Regions from separate parts of the Homo sapiens genome. Here region 1 is linked to region 2. A link is a loop called in an ENCODE intact Hi-C map of the cell type or tissue named here. Cell type or tissue: mammary epithelial cell. All regions are shown on one strand.

Region 1 (8,000 bases), 350 kb after region 2:
CACAGAAATCCATGAGATGTTGAAGTCTCATAAAATGATAGAGCTGGAATGCACTTTTATAACTATGTGGTTGAAAGAAAAAAACAACTTTATGTCAATAATCACAACACTTCTGATACCAAATGTGTGGATTTTCCACACTAAGCAGTCAGTTCTCCAACTCCTCATACACCAACTGGATGTCCTCAATTCAATTCAGTTCAATTTTGATTTCACAAAATCTACCTGAAATTAGCATCAGATACTGTAATCACCCAAATGTGTTCTTCTTGCCCGCTGCACAGATAAACCCAATTCACTGAGACAGCATTATTGCAGTAAACAAAGAGTTTAATTAATGCAAGGCTGGCCAAGCAGAAGGATTGGGGCTGTTACTCAAATCAGTCTCCCCAAAGACGCTAGGGTTTTTCAAGGATAGTTTGGTGGGCAGGGGGCTAGGGAATGGGGAATGCTGATTGGATGGGAGATGAAATCAGAGGGGTGTGGAAAATGGTCCTCGTGTGCTGTCAGCCTCTGGGTGGGGGCCACAGGTCCAGCTGAGTCCCTGGTATGGGTGAAGTTAGTCATCAAAATGCAAAAGTCTGAAAAACATCTCAAAAGACCAATCTTGGGTTCTACAATAGTGATGTATCTACAGGAGTAATTGGGGAAGTTACAGATCTTGTGAGCTCCAGAACAATGGCTGGTTATTGTTTTAACTGTGCCTACATCTTAGCAGAATTCAGGCCCTCTTGTAATCCTAACCTTGTGGCTTTTCATTAGTTTTACAAAGGCAGTTTAGTTTGCAGAAGGGCTATTATCATTCTTGCTTTAAGCTTAAACTATAAACCAAATTCCTTTGAAAGTTAGCTTGGCCTACACCCAGGAATGAGTGAGGACAGCAAGTGTGTGTTGCTGGAAGCAAGATGGAGTTGGCTGTGTCAGATTTCTCTTACTGTCATAATTTTGCAAAGGTGGTTTTGGCCTCACAGGTTAAGGGCTCAGTCCCATAAGACTACCCCATTTCAGATGCCAATTGCAAGTCCTGGGCCCTCTGCACTTTTGACCAACTTAACTACAAATTAGGGGTTCCTATGACCTCCTGCTCAGGTTTGACAATTAGCTATAATAGCTCATAGAACTCAGAGAAACACTTCACTTACCAGTTCATTAGAAAAGATATTATAAAGGATACAGACAAACAGCCAGATGGAGATGTATATATAAAGTCCAGAGGGGTCCAAAAAGCAGGAGTTTCTGTGCCAGTGGAGTTTGGGATGTGCCGCTCTCCCAAAAAGTGAATGCATTCACCAGGAGGCTCTCCAAACCCCATTGTTCAGGGTTTTTATGGAGGTTCCATTAGTTAGGCATGATTGAGTAAATTGTGGCCACTGGTGACTGAACTCAACCTCCAGCCCCTCTCCCCTCCCTGGGGGTCAGGGGGTGGGACTGAAATTTCCAACCCTGTAATCACATGGTTGGTTCCTCTGGCAACCAGCCCCCACCCTGAAGCTGTGTGGGGCTGGAATCCCCCAGCCATCTCATTAACATAAACTCAGATGTGGTTGAAAGGGGCTTATTATGAGTAACAAAAGATGCTTCTCTCACCCCAATCACTCCGAAGTTACAAGAATTTCAGAAGCTCTTTGCCAGGAACTGGGGAAGAACAAACAGATTTCTTATTCTATCATAACATCACACTGGCCCACCTTCTCATTGTGCATATGAAGAAACTGGCCCAAAGCCACTCAGAGTCTAGAACCCATTTCCTCACTGCCTGTTTGAGCTGTTGCCCTGATAATGTTTATGTGGCTTCATAAGCAGGTCTGGTTGTCAGGGCTTCAGTGGAGGCACATGGATCCGCAATGCCCTCTTCTTGGGCAAAGAGGACATGACATAGGACGTCAGTGGGTGCACGTATGGCTCCATCTGCCCCCTAGTATTTGGGAGGCTGCATCATCTTAAATAAGGATGGCATTAAATTGCCTTAACCTAGTATTTAATACTCATAAATACTCACTTATGAGTATTTCTCATAAGTGGTTTTTGGACTACCTATGTTAGAATGATCTAGAGTGCTTGTTGAAAATGAAGGCCCCACCCCTGGTTTGTGGAATCAGAACCTCTAGAAGTGGGATTGACAATCTGCCTTCTTAACAAACTCAGATTCACTTAAAAATAACAATTTTTCAATAGAATAAAACTTATTGGCAGGGCATAGTGGCTCATGCCTGTAATCCCAGCACTTTGGGAGGCTGAAGCAGGAGGTTCACTTGAGGCCAGGAGTTTGAGACCAGCCTGGACAATATAGTGAGATCCCATCTCTAAAAAAAATTTAAAAATTAACTGAGCATGATGGTGTGCACTTGTAATTCCAGCTACTCAGGGGGCTGAGTTAGGAGGACTGCTTGAGTACAGGAGTTCAAGGCTGCAAGCTATGATTGCATCACAGCCTGAGTGACAGAGTGAGACCCCATCTCAAAAAAAAAAAAAAGAAACTTCTTTGGTGAATCATTCAGATTGTGTAATCTGAGATAGATTAGATAGCTGGAGATTTGTAAATGGATAAATGGTTTCTGGATTTATGCAAATAAACTTAATAGCTATCTCTTAGGAGTAGAAATGGGCCGAATAGACAGTGGCACTTTCACTGTTCTAAGCCACTTGGAAACCTGGAATGCAGAACATAAATGTGTTTGGAATCCGTTTTGTAAGTATTTCTGCAGTTAAACTATTTGTTCAAGAGACTAGAAATGTCTTACATCATTATTTACTGCTAATATATGGGAGAAAGGAAATACCCCTTTGTTGATATAAGAGGACACAGGAGGAGCAACCAGGGGCATTAGGGGAGATCCACGTGAGTTCATTTTTCCACTCAGTTATCCATTCAGCTCATATTCACTGAACAGCTGCCATGTGCCAGGAATTGCTGTAGGTTCTGGGGACACAGAAAAGAACAAGGCAGCAAGGTCCTCAATCATGTGGAGCTTATAGTATATCGTGGGGAATAATACACCAATAAAGAGTTCAAAGAAGATAAATTCAAATTGTGGCAAGTGCTGTGAAGAAATAAAGAAGCTATGTCATTACGGATGGTTGGAGGGCTACTCTCTGGTGGGCAGGGATAGTTTCTCTGAGAGAAGACATCTGAACCGAGGCCCAAACAGCAGGAAGAAACTAGCCATATGCATATCTGGGGAACAAGATTCCAGAAAAAACACAGCCTCAAGGACAAGGGTCCCAAAATAAAATTAGCTTGGTATGTTTGAGTACATAAAGAAAACCACTCCACTCTCACTGCCTCACTTGACTAACCTTAGAAAAAAAAGTAAAGAAAACCACTGTGGCTAAAGCTTAATGACTAACAGAACATACAATAAAAGTCCAGGAGGAAGATAGGAAACCATGTCCTATAATCATGCTCCAGTATGGAGTTCAAATTTCATTCTTAGTGTAACAGAAAGCCTCAGGGGAGCTACATTCAGGGAGGGATGATTTGCTATCTTCAGATTTGGGTTTCAAAAAAATCACTCCAGAGCTCAAAACCACTCAGAAACTCAGAGTACGTTTTAAGAAAATATACATCTGCTTCAGGAAAAAAAGGTTATTGTAAATTATTTTTAAAAGAGCTAAAGAAATGACAAGATATACCATATACGTGGAAAGGAAGATCAATATCATGAAATGTTGAGTATTTACAAATTCATTGTAGTTCTAAGCAAAATCCCCAGCATTCTGAAATATGAATGCAAATGTAAGTATTCAAGAATTTTTTTTTTTGACAGAGTCTCTTGCTCTGTTGCCAAGGCTGGAGTGCAATGGCATGATCTTGCCTCAGTGCAACCTCTGCCTCCCAGGTTCAAGCGATTCTTGTGCCTTAGCCCCTCAAGTAGCTGGGATTACAGGGGTGCATCACCACACCTGGCTAATTTTTGTATTTTTTTTAGTAGAGATGGGTTTTCCCCACGTTGGCCAGGCTGATCTCAAGCTCCTGGCCTCAAGTGATCCACCTGCCTTGGCTTCCCAAAGTGCTGGGATTACAGGCATGAGCCACCATGCCCAGCCACATTCAAGAATTTAATAAGGGAGTTTTGTGAAAGAATAAAAGATTAGGAGTTCCTCTATCAAAATTTATTATAAAGCCATAGACAGTATTACTGGTGAAGGGTAATTGAAAAATAGATCAATAGGACAGAAAAGAGAGCCCAATGATGAACTAAACAAATATGGTTCTTTCTATATGATATAGGATGCTTTAGAAGTTACAGAGGAAAACACAGTATCAAAAGTAAATGGTATTGTTACAACTGATAGCCTGTAAGAAGAAAAAATCAGATTCTTACATAACAGTTTGTACAAGAATAAATTGTGAGATGGATTAAAAACTTAAATATAAGAAATAAAAATGTAAAACCTTTAGATGGGGAGAAAGGAATCTTAGAATAAAGTAGATTTTATAAACTAGAGTCTCAAAAGTCACACTCAAGTTTGGATGAATTTCACTATATCAAAATGTATAACTTCTGCATAACATGGCACCATAAAATAAAAAGACAAACAACAAACTGGTAGAAGGCATTTGCAACCCCAAATAACTACCAAAAGCAAGTTTCCAGAATCTCTAATGAACTCCTACAAATCAAAAAGGGAAATTTAAACTACCCAATAGAAAAATAGACAGCTTATTAACAGGCACTTCCACAAGGGGGAGACATGAATGAGCAGTAAAAATTGAAAAGGTTTTCCACAGTGCTAATAAAAGCAGGAAATGCAAGTTTAAAAATCATAATGAAACTGCATTTTATGCCCGTCACAATAGCAGAAATTCAAAAGGCTGACAATGAGACTTGGCAAAGAATTGAGGTAAACAGGCACTCTGAGCTGTGGCAGGTGGCACTTTGGAGAGCAAGTTGTCATTCCCTAGTTAGACTTCTAAACACACAGATTCTACCACACAAAGATTCTACTTCGGGACAGAAATCAGCAGCATTTCTCAAAGGAGGGACTCTTGGTATTTTGTGGGGGACAAAATATTTAGGACTCTCATGCACTGTACAAAATTTAGCATCCCCTGCCCCATTCCATCCCCATCTCACGAAAGATTCTCCCACATTTCCAAATAATACCTTGGAGGATTGGACCACCCCAGGTGAGATTTACCAGGAGAAATTCCTGCATATACCCACACAGTACTGCCATGTACTCTCATGTAGGTTGTGCCCCAAACACCTCTCACAACTAAACAGGGAGGCCTCTGTACAGAAGGAGAATCATGAGGATGTGTGCTGTCGCATCCTTTGTTATAACAAAAATCGGACACTACCCAAATAGCCATCAGTCCACAAATGGAGAATTAAACTGTAATTCAGTCATACGACAGAGCACTATGCAACAGTTAATAATCTAGATCGCAAAAAACCATGTTGAGCAAAATATAATAGGCAGCATAATACTCTTTATAAAAAGTTTTAAAATTACAAAATCATAGAATATGTTTGGACACATGCACACACACACACACACACATACACACACACGCACACGAACTAAATATCTACCAAATTCAGAATAATGGTTGCTTCTGAAGATGAAGAAAGAATTGGACTGGAGAAATTAACATAGAAGATAAATTCTGTGTGGTTCTATCACTTAAAAGAGTAAAGACAGGATGTGAAAAAATATGAAAAACAACGTTTGTTAGTTTTGACTGATGGGCGCATGGATAGGAGTTTGTTGCATTTTCTTCTGTATATTTCCATATTTTACCCCCACTTTGGCTGCTGAATATACAGTGAATGGGGATGAGTGGAAGGGTGAGGATGGAGATTGGGTGGTGGGAGGCAGTACTGGAACCAGAGAGGAGCCAGGCAAGGACCCCAGCATCCCTCCCTCAACTGCTTTGAACTCCAAGAGTGTGTGACCACTTTTTTGCTTCATTTATCTATTGCCCAAAAGGTTTTCCTGGATGAACACTTCCCCTTGTAGCATCCTCTGCCTTCCAAGTATTGAAATTGTCACCTAAGCAAGCCAGGAATTTGTCAACAGCTAGATTTTTAGCAGAATGACACATTCAAGTGATGTCTAAATAATTTAAGTCTGCCCCATCCCCATTCCTACAATTTTGCTTCTATATCCTTTTTTGTCTTGAACATATTTTTATTGTGGTAAAATATTCATAACAAGGCTGGACGCAGTGGCTCATGCCTGTAATCCCAGCACTTTAGGATGCCAAGGCCCAAGGATCATTTGAAACCGAGAGTTCAGGAACAACCTGAGCAACAAAGCGAGAACCTGTCTCTACAAAAAAAATTAAAAGTTACCCAGGTGTGGTAATGCCGCCTGTGTAGTCCCAGCTGCTCAGGAGGCTGAGGTGGGAGGATCACATGAGCCAAGAGGTTCGAGGCTGCAGTGAGCCACAATCGCACCACTACACTCCAGCCTGGGTGACAGGGCGAGACCCTATCTTGACAGTATATATGTATATACTATTATATTATATATAATAGATAATAATATATTATGTAATTATATATCATATAGTAGTATATATAGTTACATATAATATAGTAGTATATATAACAGTATTATATATACTTTTATTTACAATAATAGTATATATTTATGTAGTATTATATTAGTATATGTTATATAGTATATATAATATATAATATATATTATACAATAATAGTATATATTATATAGTATATATACTACATATATACTACATATATACTATAGTATATATACTATATATGAATATAAATATATATAGTATATATAAAAATATAAATATATATAAATATAGTATATATAGTATATATAGTATTTATACATACTTTATATAGTATTGTATATAATATGTATTTATATATATTATATTTATATAGTATATATACTACATATATACTATAGTATATATAGTATGTATACAAACTTTCTCTGTATATATATAGTATATATATTTATATAGTATATATAATATACTATTAAATATTGTAAATAATATACTGATATATAATAGTACATATTATATATTTTAATTAATATTTATTATATTATATAATACATACTACATATAACAGTGTATGTTATGTATAATACTATGAATAGTATACTAGTATATACACTAGTGTATATATTTTATATTATATATATGTATATATACACACATACATAACATAAGAGTTACCATTTTATCAATTTAAAAATTACAATTGGCCAGGCACAGTGGCTCATGCCTGTGAACCCAGCACTTTGGAAGGCAGATGCAGGAGGATTGCTTGAGCCTAGGAGTTCCAGACCAGCCTGAGCAACATAGTGAGACCTCATCTCTATAAATTTTTTTTAAAAAGCTGGGCATGGTGGCGCGTGCCTGTGGTCCCAGCTACTCAGGAGGCTGAGGTGGGTGGGTCGCTTGAGCCTGGGGGTTTGAGACTGCAGTGAGCCATGATTGTGCCACTGCACTCCAGCCTGGGCGACAGAGTAAGACTCTGTCTAAGTGCATTCACAATGTTGAACAACCACTACCACGATTCATCTCCAGAACATTTTTCATCATCCTGAACTGAAACTCTATGCCCATTAAACAATAACTTCCCATTCCCCAGTACCCCCAGCCTCTTGTAAACTCTGCTCTACTTTCTGTCTCTGTGTATTCAACTGTTCTAGATAATAATTACTATTCAACTATTCTAGATACTAATCACTCCATGTAAGTGGAATCATACAATATTTGTCCTTTCATGTCTGGCCTATTTCATTTAGTATAATGTTTTCAGGACTCATTTATGTTGTAACATATATCAGAATCTCGTTCCATTTTAAGGTGAAAAGAATTATAATCCATGTTATGTATATGCCATATTTTGTTTATCCATTAATCTGCTGATGGACATTTGGATTGTTTCCACCTTTGGTAATTGTGGATAATGTTTCTATGAACACTGGTGTACAAATATCTGTTCAAGGCCCTCCTTTCAATTCTTTTGGGTATCTGCCCAGAGATGGAATTGCTGGAT
Region 2 (8,000 bases):
CGAGACTCCGTCTCAAAAAAAAAAAAAAAAAAAAAAAGAAAGACGGTGTTTGTAAGCTTCACAAACTGCTGTGCATTCAAGCAGCTTTAAATGTTTTACTACCTGCAAAAGTATTTAGGAAATTCCTCATAGGCACTAAAAGAAAAAAAAATCCTTTCAGATTAGATTCCCTTTTCTAAATAAGAAAGAATGCTTTGCCATATTTCTAAAATGAATACAAACTAAACACAATCTTCAAAAATAGCAACAGAGGCCAGGCGCAGTGGCTCATGCCTGTAATCCCAGCACTTTAGGAGGCCGAGGCAGGCAGATCACCTGAGGTCAGGAATTCAAGACCAGCCTGGCCAACATGAAGAAACCCTGTCTTTACTAAAAATACAAAAATTAGCTGGTGTGGTGGCACATGCCTGTAATCCCTACTACTCGGGAGTCTGAGACAGGAGAATCATTTGAACCCAGGAGACGGCGGCTGCAGTGAGTCAAGATTGTGCCACTGCTCTCCAGCCTGGGCGACTGAGCGCAACTCCGTCTCAAAAAACAAAAACAAAAATAGCAACAAAAGATTAAAATTTTGCTTCATAACAGTGGATTTGATTTATGATGTAAAAGACCCCTATATAAAATGTTGTGGTATACATATGAACAAAAATAAATCACAGATAATCTAAAAATGTGTATTATATACTTATATTTTTTAAATACGTGCCTTTGAAATTAGATTGATTTAATATATTAGCTTTGTATGAGAAATATTTTGAAAATATTTGCATGTTGTAATTAGATTTATTTTTTACCTTTTATTTTCTGAAACACGGTTTCACTCTGTCACCCAGGCAGGAGTGCAATGGTGCAAAGAGGGCTCACTGCAGCCTCAACCTCCCAGGCTCAAGCAATCCTCCCACCTCAGCCTCCCAAGTAGCTGGGACCACAGGTACACACCACCATGCTCAGCCAATTTTTAAAATTTTTGTAGAGATGAGGTCTTGTCATGTTGTCCAGGCTGGTCTCAAACTCCTGGGCTCAGGAGATCCTCCCACCTCGGCCTCCCAAAGTGCTAAGATTATAGGAATAAGCCGCTATGCCCAGCCTAGATTTATTTTTAAATAATGTAAGACAGTTCATTGTTTTTTAAAAACCAAATGCAATATTTATATCAAGAGTTATCACGTAATTTTCTATATGTTTTTTAAAAATTAGAAGTGTCGTATATCAGGCTCTCTTAAAAAGAGGCAAATATTAATTTTAATGCATGTTTCATGGCATCTATTAAAATATACTAGTTTGCAAATGAAAACATAATACATCGCTTGGGAGAAAATTAAGATTTTAAAAGAAAATCTATTTACAACAGCATCAAAACATTTAAATAACTAAGAATAAATCTATCAAAAGATGAGCTAACCATTCCACTCCCAGGTATTTACCCAAAAGAAAATACATCATCCACTGAAGACATGTACAGGGATATTCAGGGCAGCTTTGTTCCTCATATCCTCACCTAGGAAAGAACCCAAATGCCCACCATAATGAGTAGAAAGATTGAATAAATTATTCATACAGAGCCTACTACTCACACAGCATCAAAAAGTACAAACTACTGTTACATGTCCCAGTACGAATGTACTTCAGCTATACTGTTAGACTAAAAAAGCTAGTCACCAAAGAACAAATACTATTTGATTCCATTTCCGTGGAGTTCAAGAATAGACAAAACTAAGTCAGAGTGATTGAGGTCAGACTAATGGATTCTTTCGGGAAGTGCTTACTGGCTAAGATGGGGAAAAGGGAATCTTCTACTGTGCTGGAAATGTCCTAATTCTTGACCTGGGCAGTAGCTACATGGATGTGTATCTATGTATAAATAAATAAACAAATAACAAATGCAAAGCAGCCTGGATGACACTGCTATTTTTTTAATGCATGTGAATTTTAACGTGTTGCCATTACCCTGATGACCAAGCTACCACGATTAAAATGCCAACCAAGGACATGAGAATTGGTTCTCCAGCATCTTACCTTGCCATTAAGGCACAAGAAGGGAGATGCACAAAGTTTATAGCCCAGTCCATAGGATCATCAGGTCATCTTTACAGTCATCTATTTGGAAAAGGAACCACGTCAAACAACACAAAGCCATCTGACTTTCTGTAAAAACAAAAAACAATGCTTTAATAAGGGGTCACATTTCTGATGAAGGGCCTGATGCCCAGCTTTGTTCACATACATAACACCACACCCTATTTCGTTAAGCAGACCAACCACAATAGCCACCTGCAAATGTGAAGAAACTTAAATAATTATATATATAGCTCACCTTTTCACAGAAAAAGATTATAGAATATGTGGAAACAGCAGTTTCCCTCAGTGATCTTCCCAATGGGGCTATTTTGCTCAAGGCCAGAAGTTGGGGGAGACTCTGTAGAAAAGATACTAGGAGAGGAAAGAGGTCGTTGGCTACCTGGATGCCACTGCCTCCTATACACTTCATATAGCTGGGGTGACATGGGTGGGACAATGGGTGCCTCGTGAACTGCTCAAATCCCAGTCGAAGAAAATGATGTCAGACGCAAATGGCATTCCTGCCTCATTTGAGTAGGTGTTGCCCCACCACAGCCAGAAAATATTCAAACTGTCTGATTGAGATAGCACAACTTATAAATGAGGACACTGTTGTCTATGTGCCATTATGGATACCAAAATGGCATAAACTGAAGATCATTCCAGTGCTGGCTTGTACACAGGAACTAAGTGAAGCTCACTATCTGGGGCCCAATACTGAGATTCACTTCTAATGCATGTGACATTACATTCATGTTGCCAAGTGTTGGTGAATACATAAAGAAAAGTAGTGTTCTTCCACATAACTGGGTTTTTAAATATATACCTTATATACATTATAGGAGTGGTTCTCAACAGGAGCAATTTTTCCACCCAAGGAACATCTGGCAGTGACTAGAGACATTTTTGGTCATCATAACTTGAGCATTGGGAGAGGGTGCATGCTATGAGCATTGGGAGAGGGTGCATGCTATGAGCATCTAATGGGTAGAAGCCAGGGACGCTACGTGTTCCACAACACACAGCACAGCTACTCACACCAAAGAGCTATATGACCTAAAATGACTAAAATGCCGAGCTTGAGAAATCCTTCACTATACAGCATAGATAGCTATAATGCAAAAATTCAAAGAGGTAAATCAGCAAATTAGAAAATCTGGCTGGGTGCAGTGGCTTACGCCTGTAATCCCAACACTTTGGGAGGCCGAAGCAGGCAGACTGCTTGAGCCTAGTAGTTCAAGACCAGCCTGGGCAACATGGCGAAACCCCATCTCTACAAAAAATACAAAAAAATTAGCCAGGTGTGGTGGCAAGCGCCTATAGTTCCAGCTACTCAGGAGGCTGAAGTGGGAAGATCACTTCGGCCCAGGAAATCGAGGTTGCCCAGGAACGGTGATTGCACCACTGTACTTCAGCATGGGTGGCAGAGGGAGACCCTGTTTAAAAAAAAAAAAAAAAAAAAAAAAAAAAAAAAAGCTAAAGACTTTAGCCCATAAAACAAGAAAAAATTTAAAGTAATAAAGCAAATGAAACATTTAGAAACCCTTTAATTTTCCTCTTCAAATATTATACAGGGTAAAGCTTTAAAAATATGTATGTGTAATTAAAATATGCAATGCTATCTTTTTAGTGGAGGAGAGGAAATTTTTAGTGGGGCAGAGGAATCAATCAATAAGGAATTTTATGAATAAATTGTGATAAAACTATACTATTAAAAAAATTAGCCATTAAAAGTAGCGATTTTGAGCTAAATGTACTGATTTGGAGAGATGCCAATAAAATAATGCCAGGGAAGTCAAGTTACAAGATTCTGTACCCAGAACGAGTCCACTTTTGTAAAAATTAGAAAAACAAATTTCTCTAGATACATATCTTATTTGCATGGGTTGGGGAAGGATTGTTGATATAAACCAAACTCTTAATATTGATTTCTTTAGAAGAGTAGGATTAGGGATGGTGAGTAGGGAAATTAACCACATTTTATCTATACACTATCGTTATTCTTTTGGAATTTAAAAAAAAAATCATATAATGAAAGCTTGAGCTTAAGAAGGGAGGGAAGGAAAAAGCAAGGAGATGAGAGAGGAAAGAAAAAAAGGGCATCACTGTAACAGCACATAGGAAAACTTGAATCTGTTGTTCCTATTTTTACCAGTGAGTGCTGCTGTTGACCAATTTAATGGATAAAAGCAGTGAAATAAAATTGAAGAAAGCAACTCCAAACATCTGGCCCTTTGCTCACTATCAGACCCTTTCAGCTAGCAACACAGTTTAGTTCAGTTGGCTTTGTTTTGTTTCGTTTCTCTGATCCACTACTCATCTTTGAAAATTCTGCATCAGATAGTGATGGAATCAACTAGTCATATCTCTTTTCAAAAACAGAGGCAGCAACTGTGCTAGATGACAGCTTCACTTCTGGCAAGTACAGATGAGGATTCAGCACATCCGTCTCTACTTCAAGGAGCAACTCTCAGGGCACAGCAACTTAATTATCCAAGTCTCATTCCCAGAAAGTTCCCCGAATACCTCTGCTCCACCAGTCTTGGAAACTAAGGCCTCCTCTACTGTTGTTCACTATTATTCAAAGCATGAAACTGCATTTTCCAAGTTCTACTGCACCAATGAAATAGACCCAGCATGAAACATATAGGCAGTTCTAATAATGCCTCTTGCATACACACTTAAATGCACACACAGGGATGTCATGCAGTGCATAGCTTTGAAAAACGCACAACTGCTGCATTCCAGTATTTTGCCTCTACTTGCCATTAGATGCCACCAGCCCTATCTTGAAAAACAACAGAATAATAAGATTTAAAAGAGAAAAAACTGTGCCAGTTTGAACTTTCAAATACCCAAGGTTTTTATATTTTGCATAAGTAGCCATTCTTCTTAACTTGCCATGAAGAGGTCTTGAGCCTCTTGGGTCTCTAGATTCCTTTCTATTGACAGGCATTTTCTTACAACTTGCACATAAAGAATTGCAAAACATGGTTGTTTTTGCTTGCAAAATAATGATTTGTTACCATACTATTAATCCAGTACTAGTAAAATGAACTCAGGAACATGTATTTGTCTTTTCTCTGTTATGACACTCAAACCACCACCACCACCACCACGCTGTTAAGAAGAAAACAACTTGGAGAGCTCTTCAGCGATCATGGAGTTTTCTTTCATCCCAGACTTGAATCACAGTTGCGGAGGCCGGATTTCACAATCCCCCTCAGGGACTGCAAGTGCTGGCGCCAATCACAGCATTTCCCTGATTAGCAAACTGGCTTTAGACCCTTCAAAAACTTTCACATTTGAAATTTAACACATCTATATTTAGAACATGACTTGCAGGACATTTGCTGTACGCAAAATGGCAAAAGAAAAAAGGGCATTGGGACTATATTTGTTCATATAGAAATACAGAGATGATAACTCTAGGACCTCAAACAGAAGCAGAAACCTAGAAATTAGTGTCTCTAAAAAGAAGTTAGTGTGGGAGCTCGCAGAGCATCCACCATCTACGGTCTATTATTATTGGATGCATTTGGAATTAAGAAGTTTAATATCTTAAACCTACAAATACTGTGGCCAGGAAGTTAGTATATCTGCACGAGGACTTGGGTCTTGTATAAGAAATTCGAGAGTGAGAGAAATGAATCTGAATTTCATGCCTAGGACTGAAAGTGGGGTGCTGCTCCTCAGCTACAGCCATTTGTTGATTGGACAGACTAGGGACTTGGAATTTCCAGATTCTCCAGTTTTCCAAGAGAAGCGAGATATAGGGGTTTTGATGTGAAAGTTCCTAATTTTTAAAAAATATTGACCACTATTTCACATTTGTCAAAAACTGATTGTCCATGGGCCACATTCAGCCTGTGGCCTTGGGGTTTGCAACTTCAAGTAAGATGTTGAAATACTCAATGAAGTAGTAAAATTAGTGCCAGGTGATAAATGTGAAATTTTTAAAATTGTGGTAAAAAACAAATAAACAAACATGTTACATAAAATTTACCATTTTAACCATTTCTAAATATACAGTTCATTGATGTTAATTACATTCACATTGTTGTGCAAGAGATCTCCAGAACTTTTTCATCTCGCAAAACTGAAGCTCTATACCCATTAAATACCAACTCCCCTTTTCCCACTACCCCCTCCCCCTAGCAACCACCATTGTACTTTCTGTCTCTATGAGTTTGACTCCTCTACATACCTCATGTAAGTGGATTCATACAGTATTTACCTTCTTGTCACTGGCTTACTTAACTTACTATAAGTGGATTCATACAGTATTTACCTTCTTGTCACTGGCTTACTTAACTTACTATAATGTCCTAAAGATTCATCTATGTTGTAGCATGGCATATGACAGGATTTCCTCCCTTTTTAAGGCTGAATAATACTCCATTGTATGTATGCAGCACATTCTGTTTATCCATTCACCTGCTGATGGACATTTGGGTTGCTTCCACTCTTGGCTATTGTGACTAGCACTGCTATGAACATGGATGTGCAATTATCTATAGGACCCTGCTTTCAATTCTTTTGGATATATATATATATATACATGCACACAAAACTGGGATTACTGGATCACATGAGAGGTTTGTTTGTTTGTTTTTCTGAGACACAGTCTCACTCTGTTGCCCAGGCTGCAGTGCAGTGGTGCGATCTCCATTCATTGCAGCCTCTGCCTCCTGGGTTCAAGCAATTCGCACGCCTCAGCCTCCCAAGTATGTGGGACTACAGGTGTGTGCCACCACGCCCAGCTAAATTTTTTATTTTTAGTAGAGATAGGGTTTTGCCATGCTGCCCAGGGTTGTCTCGAACTCCTGGCCTCAAGTGATCCACCTGAGTTGGCCTCCCAAAGTGCTGGGATTACTATTTTTAATTTTTTATGAACCTCTATGCTCCTTTCCGTAGCAGCTGTATCATTTTACAATCCCACCAACAGTGCACAAGAGTTCCACTTTCTTTACATTCTCAACAAGAGTCATTATTTTTCTTTAATAGTAGCCATCCTAATGAGTATGAGGTGATACTTCTCTGTGGTTCCGATTTGCATTTCTTAGATGATGAGTGACATTGAGCACTTTTTCACGTGCTTGTTGGTCATCTGTATACCACTTCTGGAGAAATGTCTCTTAAAGTCCTTTGCCAATTATTTAATCAGGTTATTTTATTTTTTGTGATTGAGTTGTGGGAGTTCTTTATGCATTCTGGATATTAACCAATTATTAGATATATGATTTGCAAATACTTTTTACCATTCTGCAGTTTGTCTCTGCAGTCTGATGATTGTGTCATTTGATGCACAAAAGATTTTAAGTTTAATGGAGTAGCATTCATCTGTTTTCTTTTTTTTTCTAGCACCTAGAAGACTGTCCTATGTCAATTTTTTATTTTGTTGCCTGTGCTTTTGGTGTTACATACAATAAATCATTGCTAAGTTCAATATCACTATGTTTTTTCCATACATCTTCTTCTAGGAGTTTTATAGTTTTGGGTCTTACATTTAGGTCTTGAATCCATCTTGAGTTAATATTTGTACTTTGTGTAAGATAAGGGTCCAACTTCATTCCATTGCATCTATCTAGTTTTCCCAACCCCATTTGATGAAGAGACTGTCCTTACTTCATTGAATCATCTTGGCACCCTTGTCAAAGATCATTTGACCGTATATGCAAGGGTTCACTTCTGAGCTCTCTATTCTATTACATTGGTCTATTTGTGTGTCTTTATGTCAATACCACACTGTTGTGATTATTGTAGTTTTGTAATGTGTTTTGAAACCAGAAAGTGTGAGTCCTTCAAATTTGTTCTTCTTTCTCAAAATTGCTTTGGCTCTTCAGGTAAATGCAAATTTTTGGTGAAAGACTTCTGGGTCAAGTTTTTCCAAGGTCCAAGATGTTAAGGGTTCTCTTTCAATCTTCTACCACTAGTAGTAT

The links. Hi-C counts contacts between places; a loop is a spot of excess contacts. Peaks named below come from ENCODE experiments on the same cell type or tissue, not always from the same donor. Only the 100,000 strongest peaks of a DNase experiment are listed, where the experiment ranks them.
Region 1: it touches region 2 in a loop (5-fold over the local background); 2 of 110 quality-filtered maps call a loop at or near these places.

What each region holds. Positions count from the first base shown.
Region 1 is chr3:69,436,570-69,444,569 of GRCh38, reverse strand. It overlaps a transcript of FRMD4B not described here. Among named protein-coding and RNA genes, the nearest start is that of FRMD4B, 54 kb to the right of the region's middle. In mammary epithelial cell, a CTCF peak has its summit at 4,684 (motif pointing right); no DNase peak of the experiment used is centred here.
Region 2 is chr3:69,788,532-69,796,531 of GRCh38, reverse strand. All of the region lies in intron 1 of MITF (melanocyte inducing transcription factor), which reads right to left. Among named protein-coding and RNA genes, the nearest start is that of MITF, 53 kb to the right of the region's middle. In mammary epithelial cell, a CTCF peak has its summit at 4,206; a DNase peak (open chromatin) is centred at 5,251.